2 separate regions of the Homo sapiens genome follow, and region 2 is linked to region 1. The links are chromatin contacts, found by Hi-C or POLR2A ChIA-PET in ENCODE. All regions are on one chromosome and are shown on one strand. Each heading gives the region's core, a stretch centred on a gene start or an enhancer-like site at or near the end of the contact. The rest is flanking DNA. Distances are from core to core; before and after follow the strand shown. Region 1 has its middle 14 kb from the start of GLRX. Region 2 has its middle 5.9 kb from the start of ERAP2.

Evidence for each region. Hi-C counts contacts between places; a loop is a spot of excess contacts on that map. ChIA-PET counts read pairs that join two places held with the same protein, here RNA polymerase II (POLR2A). Pooled maps may share reads with other maps.
Region 2: a loop to region 1 is called in a pooled map, with 2.0 times the contacts of the local background. The contact joins two enhancer-like sites. A Hi-C loop is called at or near these places in 1 of 37 single-sample maps with no recorded cell type and 1 of 50 pooled maps. POLR2A ChIA-PET finds 5 or more read pairs at or near these places in 2 of 52 experiments (GM12878 and activated CD4-positive, alpha-beta T cell).

The regions. Positions count from the first base shown.
Region 1 is chr5:95,807,317-95,810,261 of GRCh38, forward strand. No RefSeq gene overlaps it. Among named protein-coding and RNA genes, the nearest start is that of GLRX, 14 kb to the right of the region's middle. RefSeq lists enhancers at 1,071-1,120, 1,371-1,460, 1,881-1,960. Within about 2 kb of position 1,560, at least 28 of the 41 ENCODE cell types and tissues checked have a DNase peak (open chromatin) inside an H3K27ac peak, as active enhancers do; they include GM12878, where a contact is called at or near this core.
Region 2 is chr5:96,869,078-96,872,110 of GRCh38, forward strand. It overlaps a transcript of ERAP1 not described here. Among named protein-coding and RNA genes, the nearest start is that of ERAP2, 5.9 kb to the right of the region's middle. Within about 2 kb of position 1,479, at least 4 of the 41 ENCODE cell types and tissues checked have a DNase peak (open chromatin) inside an H3K27ac peak, as active enhancers do; they include GM12878, where a contact is called at or near this core.

The DNA.
Region 1 (2,945 bases), core at 310-2,809:
TGTTTTTGCCATCAACTGAAAAAGCAGAATTGGTCAAAAGCTACTATGAATGCTGGAATACTGTTTTTAAAAAAGTAAATTAAATATTTTGAATAGATAATTATATGTACATGGCAGTTATCCTTGAACTGAGTTTATATTTTATTCCTTGCTGCTGCCGCCACACAGAAAATAAACCAGGAAAAACTTCTAACTGGGTAAATCAGCTGTTCACCTTTATCGAAATATTGGAAAAGGGCCAGGCATGGTGGCTCATGCCTGTAATTCCAACACTTGGGAAGGCTGAGACAGGCAGATCACTTGAGGTCTGGAGTTCGGGACCAGCCTGACCAATATGGTGAAACCCTGTCTCTATTAAAAATACAAAAAATTACTTGGGTGCCATGGCACACACCGGTAGTCCCAGCTGCTTGGGAGGCTGAGGCAGGAGAATTGCTTGAACCAGAGAGGCGGAGGTTGCAGTAAGCTGAGATGGTGCCATTGCACTCGAGCCTGGATGGCAGAGCAAGACTCCATCTCAAAAAAAAAAGGAAAAAATAGATGCAGTTGAAGCTTTGTAGACTCGTACCTCTTTATGCATACACAATGGAAAACAGGATATGTGTATTCTCTGATCCTTTCAATAGGCCTGAGGACCGCTCCTCACCAGAGTTCTACAGTACACAGCGGCTCAATCAGAGGAGAAAAAGTCCTTGTACTAAAGCTCATGCTCCTTAGTGGGGATCACTTATCCCTCACTTACCAAATTCCTGTAAAGGAGGAGAGATTTTTCTTCTCCTTCCAGCTCAAGGAGTGTTGAAGGGGCGCTTTGCATCCTTTGCTCCTTTTCTCACTTGGAGGAGGAGGATTCCTCTGGTTAGATTAAGGACAGTCTATCTGCCACTGGGCCACACCTTCACACAGGGGTGGGGAAACGGACTCAAAAATAACCTAAGGTGTGGCCGCCCCTCCCTTGTGCTGCCAGCTAAAGGCTTCCTGGATGGAGAGGAGAACTAGGGCTCCTTGGTTTTCCTGTGGTTTACCTGTCTGGAGATGCCCACACTGTTCCCTTTCTGGGGGCAGCTGTCCCTGCCACCCCCTGAACTTTTTAATCACACAGTGACTGATTTGATGAGGCTAAAGGAGATCTTCTATGCAGGGGGCTGGATGAAGGCACCCAGAGTCAGCTCTACACAAGGGTCGCATTCTAGATGTCGGGGGACAGCCCCCGTGGCCACAGGTTCCAGCCGTGCTCTTTAATTCTGTCTTCCCAGGAGTTGCTGGTCCTCCATTCCCAGAGTGGGTCCTTTGGTCCCCATTTAACACATCTGGCTAGAACCCTGGGCAGACTGTGTTAAAGATCATCCACACTCAGTTCTCAAGGATGACTTAATAATGGGAGGAAGCGCAAAATCTCCACCCCATAAACAGCTTGTAATTTTACATATGAAATGTTTTAAGTTTCACAAGGCACACAAGAGAATAGGAAGGAGGCATCTCTTCTTGCTTCTGAGAAAGCTCAGCTGCAGGTCCCCAGAGGCTTGAGCCCCGCCAACTAGGAGGGAGGAGTTGAGTGCGCTGGAAGAGTCCGTAAAAAACCCCAGAGCCCCAGCTTGCACGATGTTCTGTGCCGTCATTGGCTCTCCTAGTTCCCCTCTCTCTCCTACCTTCAGCTCTGCACAGCTCACCAGAAAAGTCGCCTGGAGACAGGAAGTATAAACTTGTGCATAAATATAGACCCATTTTTAAATATCCCTTGTGCTTAAAGGGACCAGGCCAGAATTCTCTTCCCCTAATGAGCAGGATTAAATTCTTCCCCTTCAAACATTCGGTGTATTTGGTAAGAAGACCCCTATTAATATAAGAAAGGAACTCTAAGTAAAATATCTCAGGATCCCAGTTCTTTACAATATTTCCCACGACCTGTGAACAATTATTATGGTGTAGTAAATTAGGGAGCATGGCTTTCTCTGGCAACCAAATGTCAAGATAACGACCTAATAATACTCACTGGGGATATAAATAGTGTGGTCTGGGCCACATAGATCCATTTACCACCAGTTTAGGAATTTACCATCAGTTTAAGAATTTACCAGTTCTTTCTCCTTAAGGGGCATCTTTGGACAGCCTTGAATTGGAAGAAATGGCTGTCTGGAGTCTAGCCCAAAGGGCCAGGTTGGAGGAAGCAGAGAAGGTGGTTATTAAAATCAACAACATTCGCAGGAGATTGGATCACTTGCTTTCTTCAGTAAACAGAAAGAGTAGAGCTTTGGCTGTGAATTTTTTGGTGGTTAATTTTTGCTGTTTTTTTCTGCCAGCCCCTATTGCCAATCTCTCTCCATGTTCTTTGAAAGATCATTCTTTCTATCCTTGCAGATCACACGGAATTACTCAGCAAGGAGCAGGGCAGAAAACAGGAGGTTACATGAGAGTCTACACACTGGCCAGGAAGCTGCCAAGTCCCTTTTCCCTGCTTGGCAGCCAGAACCCTGAGGATGAGGCCCAACCCCCAGCTGTGAAGCTGGAGAGACTGAATGGCTCAAAAGAAAAGGTGTCCAGGAACCAATAATTGGGGGATCTCCCAGTGAGGCAACCAGATCTGTACCTGTTCATTTATTCTTTAATTTGTTCACTCAAGAAAGAGCCTACTATCTGCCAAGCAGTCTTGATGCTGCAGATACAGCGGTAAATAGACACCAATCCCTGACCTCAAGGCACTTATATTCTAATAGTGAAGAGACAGTAAACTAAATAAATCATACCATATATTAAAAGATAGACTGGGTGTGGTGGCTCACGCCTCTAATCTCAGCACTTTGGGAGGCCAAAGCAGGTGGATCACTTGAGCTCAGGAGTGTTGATCAGCCTGGGCAACAAGATGAAACCCTGTCTCTACCAAAAATACAAAAAATTAGGTGAGCCTCCATGGAGGTGTGCATCTGTGGTCCCAGCTACTCAGGAGGCTG
Region 2 (3,033 bases), core at 229-2,728, 1.1 Mb after region 1:
CTCCTGCTGCTTTTGCTTTCTTCGCTCAAGAGAACTTGTTGGTTGGCTACTAGATGACACTGATTGTAATTTAAAATGCATAGCTAGGGTTACACAGAGTTGCTTTGCTCTGAAGATAGAGTGACCTGTCTTATTAGTCAATAAAATTCAGAAAGCTAGGTGGTAAACTGTACATCATGGCCTGAAGGCTGTAATCCATAACTTCTCTAGTTGATAACTGCTTATTTAAAAGTATGTACCCATCACCCTCTACCCTCCACTGACTAGTTTTATACCAAGTGTTGGCTTCAGAGAGGTACAAACAGAGGACACTCATGAAAAGAAGAAGACTCTATTTACTCCTGGATGAAAGTTGAGAATTAGCTTACTCAACATATTTCCAAAGTACAACCATGAGCCCACTCATATTTATTTAGTTTACAGATTTATTAGAAAATAACAGGTAGATTCAGGATTTTTATAGAAAAGGATGGTAGAAGGAGCAATCTGTCTGGAACAAAGGGCTTGGGGTTTTTTGCTGTATTCAAATATCAAAAAACATTGTCAAATGGCTCTGGAGAGTTAGGAAGACAGCTGAAGGAAACGAAGAGTGTTGAATTAGGGAAGCCTAAACATAAGTCTAGTGAAAACTCCTCAATAATCTGACCATGAAGACTGTGGAGCTATTGTAAGGTGATCAGACATCTATCCACATTGAAATGGTTCGGAGAAGAGGATGGGTGCCCAGGCAAAAGGCCCAGAAAAACCTTTTTGGAGGCTTAGGGAAATCTGCAAGTGGGACAGGGATGGGGGAGGGTGCTGCCTTTTGCTGTAATGGCACAGTATGTAATTGGACCAACCCTCCCACTGAAGACAATTGTAAACACAGACAAAATAGAAAAAGATCTTTAAAGCATAAAAGTCTAAAAAGATAGTGAAGAATTACTAAGCTAAGATTCTAGAAAAGTTGGAAACCCAAAGAGGTGAACGAGGGATTCCAGAAATTCCCCAGGGGCATTTGCAGATTTGGAAGAGGAAACCAAGAGGCAGACTAAGCTTTTGATAGTAGGACCAGGGGCTGCAAAATCTGAGAGCTGCTGAGAGTAATGAGAAAGGCAGTCTCTGACAGCCAGGAGCTGAATGGGCACTCACAGCCAGACCTCAGTGTTCTCCTGTTGAACACAAACAATTTCATGGAATATGAACATCAGACACAACCACTCTTGTGACTCTGATGGATCAAGACAAACACAAGCCAACTCCATAATCATGTCTGAACACAGGCAAACATGAACGTTGTCCAAACCACAAAAATGACCAAACATCTTCAGGTCCTGGCTAATATGAATGACTGCTGTTTCTTCACCAATTTCAGCCTTAGCCTTTGTCTAATCTCTTAATAAGATACGAAATCATAGAATCACCCCCACTTTCTTAGAACATTTAAACCAAAACGAAGCCCTGCCCCATGAAACTCTCATGCAAATCACCTATAACATCCCATAATGACCCCTTTCTGACACTCTCTTTCTGAGATGCCCCAGGGCTCCCCAGGGTGTTTTCCCTTGATGTAGTGAGTTAATAAACCCAGTTGGTTCAAAAATCACCACCAAGCTTTTTGCCTAGTTGGGTGGTGGATTTTTCTTTTATTACTATGCTATTGAGTTTTGTGCTGGAACACAGATAAGTTACTTGAGAAGTTTCATCCTTTTGGATCCTGCTTTTAAGATTTGTTAGGCAGGACCAGAGCAGAGACTTATCTGCTCCCCACTACTGAGGTAAGACACTTTAGCACACTCTACCCATTGGCCCATTCATCTTGAGGTTCTCCAGTTTGATGGGTAGGCACAAGCACTACTTCTGTCTCTGTGCAAGCACCAGGCTTTGTTCCCACTAATCCTTTTCAGTGGTTCAGTTTCTGGCAACGTTTATTTTCTGCTCATGTGCATATTGATCATTGATCAGCAGAATACTCCAGGAAAATCCTCAGCAGGTTTCCAAAGCCTGCCCTCCCACACACCGTTCGTCTCTTTCTGCAGCTCTCTCCTCTTTGGTATTCATCCTATGAACTCTGGTTTCCTTGCTCTCCCAGAATCTCATCTGCATCTCCTCAACTCAAAGAATCTGCTGGGCTCTGCCTTAGTTCTGTCTCCCTGCAAAGCAGCCTGGAACCTCTCTCAAGGCAGAAAGCTGGGAAAATCACAGAGCTTGCCTATTTGTTTCCTTCTCTCCAGGGATTGCTGTCTTGGGTTGCCTGATATTCATTGTCTTGTAAACTGTCTTTTGTTCATCTTTTTTTGGTTGTTTTAAGCAGGAGAATAAATCAGAGTCCCTACTCTATCTTGGCCAGAAGCAAAAGTTTTTTTAGATCTTTTAGTTAAATTTTTAAGTAGGGGAGAAGCCAAAACATTACTGATTTGGTTTAATCAGTTGGTTTTAATCGGTTGGTTGAAAGCATGCAAATTTACTTTCAAAATATTTAACAAGCTCAGAATCACCCTGGTTTATTTTGCCATCATTTTTCCTGTTTGAGAATGTGTCATCAGTTATTTAAATAATCTGTAATTGGAAAGAAAATAACAGAGGCACCAGCATTTTTCATTTGGCTACTAAATAAAAATTTTTAATGCTGTAAAATAGCAGTTGTTCAATGTCAAGTTTGTCTAATATTCTGTTCCACTTTAACAACATCAGATTTTTATGGCGGCATTTTTCTGTTTTTGTTTTCAGTAAGTGCTTTGTGGAAGGCATTGCAAAAGATAACCATTTTTGAAAAACCATCTTCCTGTCAGTTACTGATTTAAAATTCTGAGAATACATGTTTTCATTTTCTGTTACAACTGAATGAGTTTAAAAGAAGCTATAGATTGCATTTACTAGGTGAATTTCCCCTCCCTACCCCCATTTCTCATATTTTGCATAAGGCTCTGAGTCTTTATACTAACATAAACTTTCACTGATTTTCTTTAAATTAAAAATTTTAAGCCCATAATATAGACTCTGTCTCTATTTTGTCTGAAAAAGAACATAGGCATAACAATAATTCTTAGAAGT